2 separate regions of the Mus musculus genome follow, and region 2 is linked to region 1. Evidence: chromatin contacts called from ENCODE Hi-C data. All regions are on one chromosome and are shown on one strand. Each heading gives the region's core, a stretch centred on a gene start or an enhancer-like site at or near the end of the contact. The rest is flanking DNA. Distances are from core to core; before and after follow the strand shown.

Evidence for each region. A loop is a pair of places that touch in the nucleus more often than their neighbours do.
Region 2: a loop to region 1 is called in a map of CH12.LX, with 2.7 times the contacts of the local background. The contact joins the promoter of Ccdc88c here to the enhancer-like site in region 1. A Hi-C loop is called at or near these places in 9 of 37 maps with a recorded cell type or tissue (CH12.LX, gastrocnemius, heart and 3 more).

The regions. Positions count from the first base shown.
Region 1 is chr12:100,863,614-100,869,415 of GRCm38, forward strand. It overlaps Dglucy (D-glutamate cyclase), which reads left to right. Exons shown (of 13, transcript NM_145448.5): 12 at 3,491-3,642. It also overlaps the pseudogene Gm8482. Among named protein-coding and RNA genes, the nearest start is that of Gm36572, 27 kb to the right of the region's middle. Within about 2 kb of position 3,659, at least 1 of the 3 ENCODE cell types and tissues checked has a DNase peak (open chromatin) inside an H3K27ac peak, as active enhancers do; it is gastrocnemius, where a contact is called at or near this core.
Region 2 is chr12:101,026,187-101,031,988 of GRCm38, forward strand. Ccdc88c (coiled-coil domain containing 88C) reads right to left here and starts at 2,705. Exons shown (of 30, transcript NM_026681.5): 1 at 2,586-2,705; 2 at 2,050-2,150. The coding sequence starts at 2,645.

The sequences.
Region 1 (5,802 bases), core at 2,409-4,908:
CCTGGCATCTTAAATCTCTGAGATGTCTAGGGTTTGAGCATGCTCCACCTCACCAGTTCCATGCCCATTCTTCTGGTGGCACCGTCTATGTGCCTTACAGTGGATAGATGTTTAAACACTATTAAAGTATACACTTAAACATGGTTAAGATGGTGACTTCTCATGTGATATTTTAGATAGACAAAATACATGATAGACGGGAATATTTTTAACACTGCTGACTATACTCTTTTTTTTTTCCTTGCCTCAAGTTTATTTGTAAAATCAGCATAGGACAGTTGTCATCTGCAAATAGTGTGTGGGGAGGTGTGTCACAGCAGTCCATCATCTGTCTTCACACTGGCAGGAGCCTTTTCTATGGGGCCTTCACAGGGTCCTGGGCTCCTTTGGGAGCCTGAACTGGAACTGAAGCGTGGGCCTTAGCTGGAGCTTTGGCCTCTGCCTTGGTTTGAACCTTGGGCTTTGGTTAGCAGAGCCTGCGCCCCTTGACCATGTTTCTTTGAATCCGCTTCCCCAGCTTGGGGTGAGCAATGAAAGCCAGACGACCGAGTTTGCGGCTGGGGCCCTTTGGCATCTTGGGCTTGATGGCCTGAGGCTTCACCAGGGCCTTGATGGCCTCTGCGCGCGCACTCACTGCCTTTGCATTGTTGGCCTGCATCTTCTTCAGGCCTTTCTTGTTGTGCTTCTTGGCAAGGCGCATGTTCCTCAGCATCTTGGGGTCAACCCCCTTAAGAGATTCGTATCTTTGCAACCGGGGTTTCTTGATGCCATTTCTGTGCCATTTGTGGAACTGGTGATGTGTGGTGTGGCTCTTGAACTTCGCCATGTCTGCACGGTAACCCGTGCTCCTGCAGCACCTGGGATCCGAAGAGCCTGACTATACTCTTAAAGATGGCTAAAGTGGTGAATTCTAATGTGATTATTTTTCGATAGATAGAAGATGATAGATAGGCAGATAGACGATAGGTAGGTAGATAGATAATACATACATACATACTAGATAGATAGATAGATAGATAGATAGATAGATAGATAGATAGATAGGAAGGAAGGAAGAAAGAAAGAAAGAAAGAAAGAAAGAAAGAAAGAAAGAAAGAAAGAAAGAAAGAAAGAAAGAAAGAAAGAAAGAAAGGAAGAAAGAAAATTTCTTTGTTTTCACCCATGGATCTAAGTTTATATAACTCCCTCTCCAAGGCAGACCATAGAAACTAGAATTTCTCTTCCCCAGAGTGAGAATATACTCCCATTTTAGGCAGCCACAAAGAAATTCTCCAATCTACCCTTGTCTGATAGATCATAAGACCATCCAGGTCCGGAGAGTCCTGTTCCCCACCCAGTAAGAAGGATGCTGCACAGAGAGGCAAAGAAGAGGCCAAGAAAGCTGGTTTTGCTTTCCACTCTGTCTGCTAACACAGCTCTCCACCAAAGCCCAAAAGAGTTCAGAGAGCTCCCAGGTGGCCAGACACATGCTGTTCCTGGAGGACAGAGCAACCAGAGCAAGCACCAGGCCCATTTCTGTGTGCCTTACCAGTACATTTTTTTCATCTAGATCTTTCATAACATCCTCTGTAATAAAACAGCCTTCCCCTGTGGCTGTTGAAGCAAGGTAATTAAATCCAATATGAGCTTTCAGGAACCCTCACAGTCAGTCAGAGGCTATGATGAGCAACCTGGGGTTCAACATTGGAATCAAAAGAGGAGGAGGCAGTCTTAGAGACCAAGACCTCTGGCAAGCCCATGGGCTCTGACATTGAGGTGCAACTGAACTGGATTGGAGCACACTTGGGTTAGCTATCTGCTGCTATAAAACTGTGAGATTCCTGGCAGAGAGAGACCCCCACACCCTCAGTGGTCACATTACCCTCTCTGTTGCTGGTGTGAGAACAGGGAAGGATCCATCTGGTGTTTTAATAATATATTCATGTCACGTAGATTTTAACACAATTAAAAAACTTTAAAAAATCATTTTTTAAAAGAAAAAGGAATGTGAGCTCTGAAGGGAATAGCTTGAATTACATCATATGTCTACAACTCACTCGCTGTGTGATCTTTTCCCTTCTGTGTCTGTTTCTGAGTTGCTCACATGTAGACAATGATGCTATGCCTCGTTGGTTTGCTTTAAGGACTCCAGGAGCTAAGACACACAAGCCATCTGCAGCAGGATGGCAGACTAGATTATTCAACCAAAGCAAGAATCGCTTTTCCCTTGAGTGTTCTGTTGATGACGCAGCCCCCACGATTTGTATAGCCCTGACAAGCCAGCTGATGACAGCTGTAAGACGCGACCAGAGACATAGACATCTACCAGTGTCAGAGATTCGAGTGTAACTATGATATAGTAGTCTTCCTTGGCCGTGTTTGGCTGTATCCCTTTGTACTCCCTGGGGTTTGTGTTTGTACGTTTGCTTACCTGGCTCCTCCCACTGCACAGCTCCACTCTCTCTCCAGTTGAATTCTACCCAGATCATAAAATTCACATCCAATGACTCTTTTCTGTGACTTTTTCCTGAACCAAACAGAGTAACTGGTCTCTCTTCTAGTGACCCCAGAATCCTTTGCAAGCATCTCATTGATGATCGTCTTACCCTGAGGCTGGCTATGTGCACACCTCTCTCCTCCATCTGATGATCCTCTTCCTTTAAAAGAGATAGTTATCTATTTGTGTGTGCATCTGTGCGAGCGAGCGAGCGAGCGTGTGTGTGTGTGTGTGTGTGTGTGTGTGTGTGTGTGTGTGTAAGTCAGAGGACAACTTGCAGGAATCAGTTCTCTCCTTCCACTGTATAGGTCCTGGGGACTGAACTTGGGTCACCAAACTTGACAGCTAGAGTTTTTACCCACTGAGCTGTCTTATCCTCCTTTCTTCCTTAATGATGCAGAGCCTAGAGCTTAACAGCCCCCATCAGTCTTTGACAGGACTGAGAACTCAAACAGGTGTCAGAGAATAGACAAAATAGACTCTGCTGTGGGAAATGAGCCCTGGGGCCTGGCTGGCAGACTAGGGAGGTCGGTCTGAGGGTGAGTTAGGGATGGTCTTCTGCACAGAGAAATGGCAAGCCTCAATTGGCAGGCTGTCTGCTCTATGCCTCAGGGGACAGGCTTCTGTGTAGCCTAGGGGTTGAGAGCAGCCCTTGGGCAGTGCTTTCATGTTGGGAATTCTGGAATGGCTTTCTGTGAGAAGTGGCTTTTCCTCTAACAGTCATTAACGTGGGACAGCCCTAATAGCTTCAAGCAATGGTTCTCAAACTTTTTCTTGAATCAAGTATACCTACAGGGCTCCCTAAAACTTATCCGCACCCCAGCAATCTTGCAGAAATTCTGATCTAGGAGGTCTGGGCTGAGGCCCAAGAACTTGCAGCAAGTCCCTAGGTCATCCTGGTGCCTGCTCTTTCTGCCAGTGCTCTGAGGTGACACCGGTTGCTTGGAGGCAGACCAGTGGAGCCCAGGATCTTTACAGTTCTGTGATGGAACATTTTTTCCTTTTGCATTCTAGGTGTTTCTAACTGGGGAGGCTACGCCCTGGCCTGTGCACTGTATATTCTGAACTCATGTCAAGTCCATGAGCGCTACCTGAGGAGGGCAACTGGACCTTCCAGGAGAGCTGGGGAACAGAGCTGGATCCAGGCCCTGCCATCTGTCGCTAAGGTAATACACTCCAGCAAGCCGCTGGCCAAGATACAACTTCCTTGCTGAATGAGAACTAATCAGGCCTGAGCGCTCCAAGCCACAACCACCGTGCTATCCAAAGCTAGCCTAGAGGGAATGTCTCCCTGCGGGGCCAGTCTGAGCCACAGATTCAGACAATCCTTGGTTGGATCTACCTCAGGTCTTATGTAAGACCTGTTCAGCGAGATCCTTTCCTTTCTAGTTTGACTTTCAGCAACTTGCTTTTCCCTCTCAGAGACTGAGTCTTTGTAAAGTGTCATCTAATGACAGTCAGCACTGTCATAAGAAAGAAACGCTTGATCCATGGAAGCCAGCATCCAGGTTCTGGTCAGGAGTGGGGGTCAGAGTCCTTACTGTCCTGGTCACACAAGTGACGACTCAGACAGAAAATTGAGATGTCTCCCAGCCAGCCAAAGGCTGGTGCTCTGACCCCCTCCTCCCATTGCAGAAATCCCCCATATTTAGAGGGCCTTATAGCTGCTTTTCTTTTTCTTCATGATGTTTTATGCAGTCCCTCTGGCCTCTTTCCTGGTGAATTTGGAACCTCTCTGGCTTGGTATTATTCTTTCCATAGAGGGAGCTGGTGGGCTCTAGGTGGTAGTCTTGCCAAGACCACCAATAAGAGACAGAGCTAAAATAGGAGTTAGAGTCTCTCTGATCCAGACTTGGGGCTTGCCTCGGGTGGCTGAGAAGTGTCTCAGCTCCTGAGAATGCTGAGGGCTGTGGGAGAGGTGGGTGTGAGACCCAAGTGACATTTTCATGGGGGAAATGGTCTAGTCTTCCCTGGGCGACCCAGAGGGCTAGCTGTTTTTTCTTTTTGCTTCCTGGATTTGAACTGGAAAACATGGAAAGGGAGGGGGCACCCTCCCCCATGACTCCTGATTCACACAGACACAAAGTGTGAACCCGCCCAGCCAGCTCCACACTCAGCCTCCAGGGATGGAAACATTCTCCTCCTGGCATGGATACCCACCCTTTCAGAAGTGTATTAACAATGCCCTGTTCTCGAGGAGGAAATGGAAAGGCATGTTTTTAAAGCAGAGCCACATTGGCTGAACCCCTCCTGGGGGCCAGACCCAGGCTTGTTCTGGGAAACAATGAGCAGTCAGATGGGGCCCCTGGAGAAGGAGCCTGGGCAGGGAACACAGTGACGCAGGAGCCCAGATGGAAGTTCTCCACCACCCCCTCAGTTTGGGCTGAAATCCTGGCTCAAGCAAACCTTGCCTCAACTTCCACTTCCTAAGTTCCTAGATCTATAGGTACTCCCAGCTTCCAAACTTACTTTTGTTTTAAAAAAGAAAATCTAATTTGCTTTAAAAAAATCATTTTCCAGAGACATCAGCCCACCATGATCCAGAGTGAATGAGTAGGTCACCTCACACACTCTGTCTCTAAGTCCAGAAGTTGCCCTGGGGCCTCTTTCCCCATCCACCTTGACTCCATCCTCAAGGCCTGCCCACCATGCCTCACTTCAGTCCTCCTTCCACTCTCCTGTCTCACTGACTGCCGCAGCAGCCCGGCCAGGACTGCAGCCTTCAGCTCTGCTTCAGCCCCGGAGGAGCTACCCGCTCCACTTGGTCTTGTAGAACATGGTGTGGTCCTTCCTGGAAATTCGCTGGGAACGGCAGTTGGTCCATTTGGTCCCTCTGGGTCTTAGAGGCTGGAACACCAGCCAGTTCCTGACCTGCTAGCTGTTCATACTCACCCTGAGGACTCCACAGCTCCCTCCATGTCCCAAAAGAATGAGAAGATTAAGGGCAGGCCCTGTAGTACCACAAGCATTGCCTTGTAAAGAGAGCATATGTGTAGTGGAGAAGAGGAGTGGCAGATTCCAGCCCAAACAAAGGGTGGTAGATGCCTGTCTGAGTTGGGGAACCCCTGCCAGGAGCTCTTGACAAAGACTTGTGTGGAAATGAGCTTGGATCCCTCCCCCTTTCACAGGGGGAGCATCTGCCTTCGCCCAGGAGCAGAACAGAGAGGCCACCCCAGGGCCAAGAGAAAAGTGTCTGGGCATCATTTATTCATGTGTGTACATGTCTGGGGTACACTTGCACGTGCACTCACATATGTGTAGAGGCAAGAGGCTGATGTCAAATGTCTTCCTCAATCACTCCCCTCTTATTTTCCGAGACAGGGTTT
Region 2 (5,802 bases), core at 1,455-3,954, 160 kb after region 1:
GGAAACTGGGGCACCTACAAGAGTCCCAGTGTCGCACTGCTTGTGTGAAGACGACCTCAGGTTCAAGCCTACTCTGACCACTTAGTATGCTCAACATTCAGTCAGGGTTCTCTTTGGGTTTTGTTTTGTGTGTGTGTGTGTTTTGAGATAAGGTCTCATATCACCCAGGCTGGCCTTGAACTTGCTATGTAGCTAAGACTGGCCTTAATCTCCTGACCTTCCTCCACCTTTCAAAGGTCAGGAATAGAGCTGTGCGCCACCACAATCATCCAAGGGTCTTTTAGTTACCCACCTTTTGAGGTGGCAGGTATGGAACCTAGGACCCTGGATACTACAGGTAAATACCAGAAAACTACAGGAGCCCCGATTTGTATCTTATCGAGGTTACTTTTACAAGGAGGAAAATGTGTGTATCTTAAATCCCAGCCCCGGAGTGGGGGAGAATCCATGCCAGGGAGTCATTTCAAAGCCTGCGTGGCAGTCAAGCCCCACCCACTTCCGGAGGCAAACACATTTTGATGCCTGTTACCTGGCGCCAAGTTAGGATTCCCTAGAAGCAGAAAATTATGACTGGCAGGTCCTGTGCCCACTCCCGCCTCTGTTTCCTGGTATGGGAAGGCCACTTCTTGTCTCTGTGGCTGCCCCAGGATTGCTGCACACCTGCCAGGTTCTTCTTCCAGAAGGATCACAGTTACATATCACAGAGGGAAAAATGAGTCTGAAAACTGTCAGGGAGGGGAACAGACAGCCCTCTGCCAGAATTCGGGGGGGGGGGGGGGCGCGGCAAATGCAAATAAGTGATGAGCCGGCAGTTTTCTTCCCTGATTTACAGGCAAGTGTAAAGGCTTCAGGAATTCCAAAGGTCAGGGAAGAAAGCGAATCGTCCCCCCGGCTTTTGTTCTCCCCTGTGCCTGTGTGTAGCTAAGTGGAAGACTGGAGGACACTGCTGTGTTTTTTAATTACACAGCCGCAAGCTTAACGGGGATAGGCTGTAATGGTCCTTCTACCAATGGAACCCAGCCATTCTTGGGGCCTGACGGAACGGGGGTGGCAGGAGCGTGGCCAGAGCCCAAGCCTGCTCAGAGGCAGCCGCAGAAAAACTCAATTCTCATCAGTCCTTAGAGAAGCGCAGCCAAAGCCAACAGCAAATGTCTCTTTAGAACCTGGTCAAACTCTGAAGACCAGTGGAATTGGATTTAAAAAAAAAAAGACGGGGTTTCTACCACTGTGAATCAAATGTCCTATGAAAACAAATGGAGTCATCTCATTGGGAAACCACCCCCTACCCGCCCCCACCCCCAGCTACAAATCCAAGCTGTATTTCATTAGCTAATGGATTACTGAGTGTGACACCTCCATCAGTCCCAGCTGAGTGGGTACATGTAAAGGCTGATCCAGTTTTATTTTGTTCCAAGTGCCTGTGACTCATACTGTCACTCACTTCCAATAGGATCCCCGAAGCTTCTAAGTTAAACACAGAATGGAGGGGTAGGAGCCAACACCTAAGTGGTGCTAAGATGTCAGACAGACAGGCTCTGCAGAACTCCACAACGGATGTGGTCAGAGGTGCGGCCGGCAAGTAGTATCTACGAGACCCTGTTTAAGCCCAAGCAAACGTTCTAAACAGCCAGCCTGCCTGCCTGCCTGTGTGCCTTCTAAACCCAATTCACACAAGGACGATTAATGACTGCATCTGCCCCAACAATTGGGAAGAGAAGGAGATTCAGAAGCCCAGTTCCCAAGCCACAGTGAAACTGCGTTCACACCGCGATGCTCCAGACCCAGCGGACATTTCCTGTAACCAACCAGACCCTCTTTACAGTTCTGTGTCCCTCCAAAAAGAAAAGGGACTTTTGGTGTCAGCACTCAGACTACCATCAAGTGCCCGAGTTTACAAATGAGTCAACCGCAAATTTCCTTAGCTCGAATGAGGTGCTGGGGGATGGGGGGGTCCAACGGCCCACCTGAACGGAATCCCTCCCTGGCCATCCGGCATTCACGCTACAATCTTAGGTTTCTTAAAGTATCCTCTCTGAAGAGGCAACTTACATTTGCAGCATGATTTGATTCAAAAAGATGCCGTCCACTAAATCCATGTACAGAGTCAAGTTGTCCTGGTGGCCGCTTCCAAACGATCCAAAAGTTTTCACCTGCGGGGAGGCAAAAGCATGTTGGTCTGACGCTGGGGGACAAGGCAGGCCAGGGAGGTCACCAACCACCGTGGTACTCTTCGCAGGCAGCAAGCCTACCCTTCCCGAACCGCGGTCCTTTCCCGCCTCCGGACAGGACTTCTGGCTAACTTTTCTCCAGCGTCCCAGAACGCGAGGAAAATAGAGAAATAAATAAAAAGGACTTTTCAACAAAATCCTCACGTCTCAGACGCACAGGAAGGCAGCACGCTCAGCCCGCCGGTCCACGGTCCCACTCTGCGCCCCTACCGCGGGTCTCTGAGCTTCAGGAGGGGTCACCCCCCTTCCCCGCCCCCACGGCCGCCGGGAACAGGTGCGCGTTCCCGAGTGGGAAGCCGTGGGGACGCCCACCCGACACGGAGCCTCCCGGTCCCCGGTGCCGCTCCGAGCGCTCACCCAGGTCACCAGAGGGCTCTGCAGAAACAGCTCAACGAGCTGCGACACCGTCACGTCCATGCTGAGCCGCGGCCGCGCCGCACAAAGCGGCTCCGGCAGCCGGCGGCGGGCGCGGGAGACAAAGGCGGGGCGCGAGCCCACGGTGCGCGGCTGCGGCCCCGCCCGCCCGGGGAGAGCGAGAGGTGGGGGCGAGGAGGGGGAGGGAGGGGCGACGCGGTCCCTCCTCGGTCGCCCGGTGCCCTGCGCAGCCTAGCGGAGAGGAGCCGCACCGGGCCGGGTGCGCGTTGGGGGAGCGGGGACGGGAGTGGGGCGGGGCCTCAGCACGTGGCGGCCCGAGTGCGCGGGCAGGTGCAGCCTGCGCGCGCAGACCTGGGCCCGAGAGGAAGAGGCTTGGTGTAAGCCTCAGACTGCAGGGTTGCGCATCAGTGCATCTGCTTTGCCGACTCCCCGGCTTCTCCCTTCCTGAAGTTCCTTCAGGATGGATGCTGGCGGTGTGGCCGCCCCACGCGTGTGCGCCCCTGCTATGGCTCTACCCTCCCTCCACCATAGCACGCCGTGCGGGAGAGCCCGTCCCGGCCGCAGTGCGCAGCGGCAGCTTTGAGCCTGGGCTCCCAGCGCGATGGACGCCGTGCCCCCTGCTGGCGGGGGCTGTGTGCTTGGAGGCCTGCAGCCCCACGTTCTCACCACTTCCTGGTAATAACTTCGCTCCCCGAGCTGGGCCATTGTTGCATGTACTCTTGTCTTGACGAGTTTAATCCTCACTGCGATGCGGGAATGTTAACCCGAAGCCCCTGGCACACTCCTAGGGAGAACACACCAGGTACTCAATGACTACCCTTTGGCTAGTCATTTTGCAGCGTAGCTTTTTCACGTATTAGGGATGTGACATCTGCTGATGACATGTGGTATTACAGTTCTGCCTGGTTGGAAAGCCTGTTAATAAATAGACTGTAGCCCCCAGTATACTGGCAAGGTTCCAAGAAATGTGGAAGTCAGAATAACAAATAAAGGGTGGAGGTGGGGGGGCTTCTGCAATGAAGAGCATTTGCTTCTATTCCAGAGGGCCTGGGCTTGTTTTCCGGCACTGACAGGATGGTTCGCAACTATCATTAAGTTGAATTTCAAGGCCTCTGAGGGCACCAGACATACATATGGTATACATTCATAAAGGCAGAACACTAAAACTCATAAAAAGTAAAACAAATCTTACCCAAAAAAGTGGGGTGGGAATGATGGTACAGCTTTGTAACCCCAGTACTGGGGAGATGGAGGCAAAAGGATCTTCAAGTTATCCTTGTCTACATAACAACTTCAGAGCTAGCCTGGGCTCAATGACATCCTGTCTCAGGCCATGGCAGTCAGTTCTGGTTCCTGTAATCACAGAATTTGGTGGGGCTGAACCAGGAGGGCCTTGAGTTCCAGGCTAGCCTGGGCTACATAATGAAGTTGATGACTGCATGTGGTGGATAGGTAGCATAGGCTACCCTGTTTGGAAGAGTAAGGACTGTCTTTGTGGGTTTGATTTCTGTACCAATCTAATTAAAAAAAAAAAAATCCTGGGCTGGAGAGATGGCTCAGAGGTTAAGAGCACTGTCTGCTCTTCCAGAGGTCCTGAGATCAAATCCCAGCAACCACATGGTGGCTCACAACCATCTGTAATGAGATCTGGTGCCCTCTTCTGGTAGACAGAAGAATACTGTATACATAATAAATAAATAAATCTTTTAAAAAATCCTTCTAGCTATTTAATAAGCATATTATTTCAAGTGAACAACTGCATCAAACAACTGCACTGTGACTATTGTGAGACATTTTATTCTAGTGTGTGAATAATTTCTCCCCTGATATTGGCAGTCCCTACATAGCAACTCTGGGAACTTTTCATGGCAATGTCAATGAAACATTACGTATGATTAATGTTTTATAAAAGTCTCTCCACCTTCTAGTTTTACACACAATTTTTTTCTTTTGGTTTTTCGAGACAGTGTTTCTCTGTGTAGCCCTGGCTGTCCTGGAACTCACTTTGTAGACCAGGCTGGCCTCGAACTCAGAAATCCGCCTGCCTCTGCCTCCCGAGTGCTGGGATTAAAGGCGTGTGCCACCACTGCCCAGCTTTACACACAATTTAAGGTCCTATCAGGTGACACAGAAATGCCACTAGTTATTACATATCTGAGGTTGCCTGTGGTCACTGATGGACTGGCCACCACCATTCTTTGGCTAGACCTCTTCATCTGCAGTGCTTCCCTATTTCCTGTGGGTGCTGTGCAATAAACTCCAGGGGTGTCCCAGTTATGCTTAGAAAGGTTTCTAACCTGGGGCTTGCAAGTCTTGGAAAGCAAACTTGGGAATTGTTTTCTCTGCTCAAGGATTTCTAAGTAAGTTGGAAGCTCAAAGTGAGGCATGTAAAAATCTTGCAGCAATATATAATCACTGCTTCTTCCTCATCTTGGAGCCCATTCTGCTGCTGCTGTTGCGCTAACAAGAATTGTTCGCCCTGAGCTCCATCTTGGGGGGTGGGGTTGAGTTTCAGGAGAACTAATGAACTGCCAGATACTGTCCCTCCACTGGCCTCTTCCCTCATAAAATGCCTCTGCGAATTTCTGACAGAAATGTTGCTTTTACAGTTCTTGGATGGAAGAATTTCTTTTTCAGACGGTCTCACTGTGTAGCCATGGCTAACTTAACTTGCTACATAGACCAGACTGGCCTAGAACTCAGAGATCTGCCTGTCTCTACCTCCCAAGTATTGGGATTAAAAGCATGGATCACCACACCCAGTAGGAAGAAGGTTTTCAATTTTTATTCTAATACTAGATAGAGGAGGGAGCTTCTCCTCCCTCACAGGAAATATTGACTCAATCATGATAGCTAATATCATTTCTGTGTCACCTGGTAAGAGCTTAAATTATGTGTCCAACTAGAAGGTGGGGTGATTTTATGGTTTATTAGCATATATTAATTATGCATAAGTTTCATGGACATTATCATACATATATATTGAATGCATTCACTACCATTACCATCTCTACCCTCTGTCCACCCTGCCACTCCTGCTAATCACCTCTCCTCTCTGTCTTCCCCAATTCCCTTTTCCAGTGACTTGCACTGAGATTGCAGGGACCTGAGTAAAATATTATTTACAGGAGCATAGATTCACCACCAGTCTTTATATTATGGAAGAACCAGCAACCTTTCACCACATAAACAATCAGAG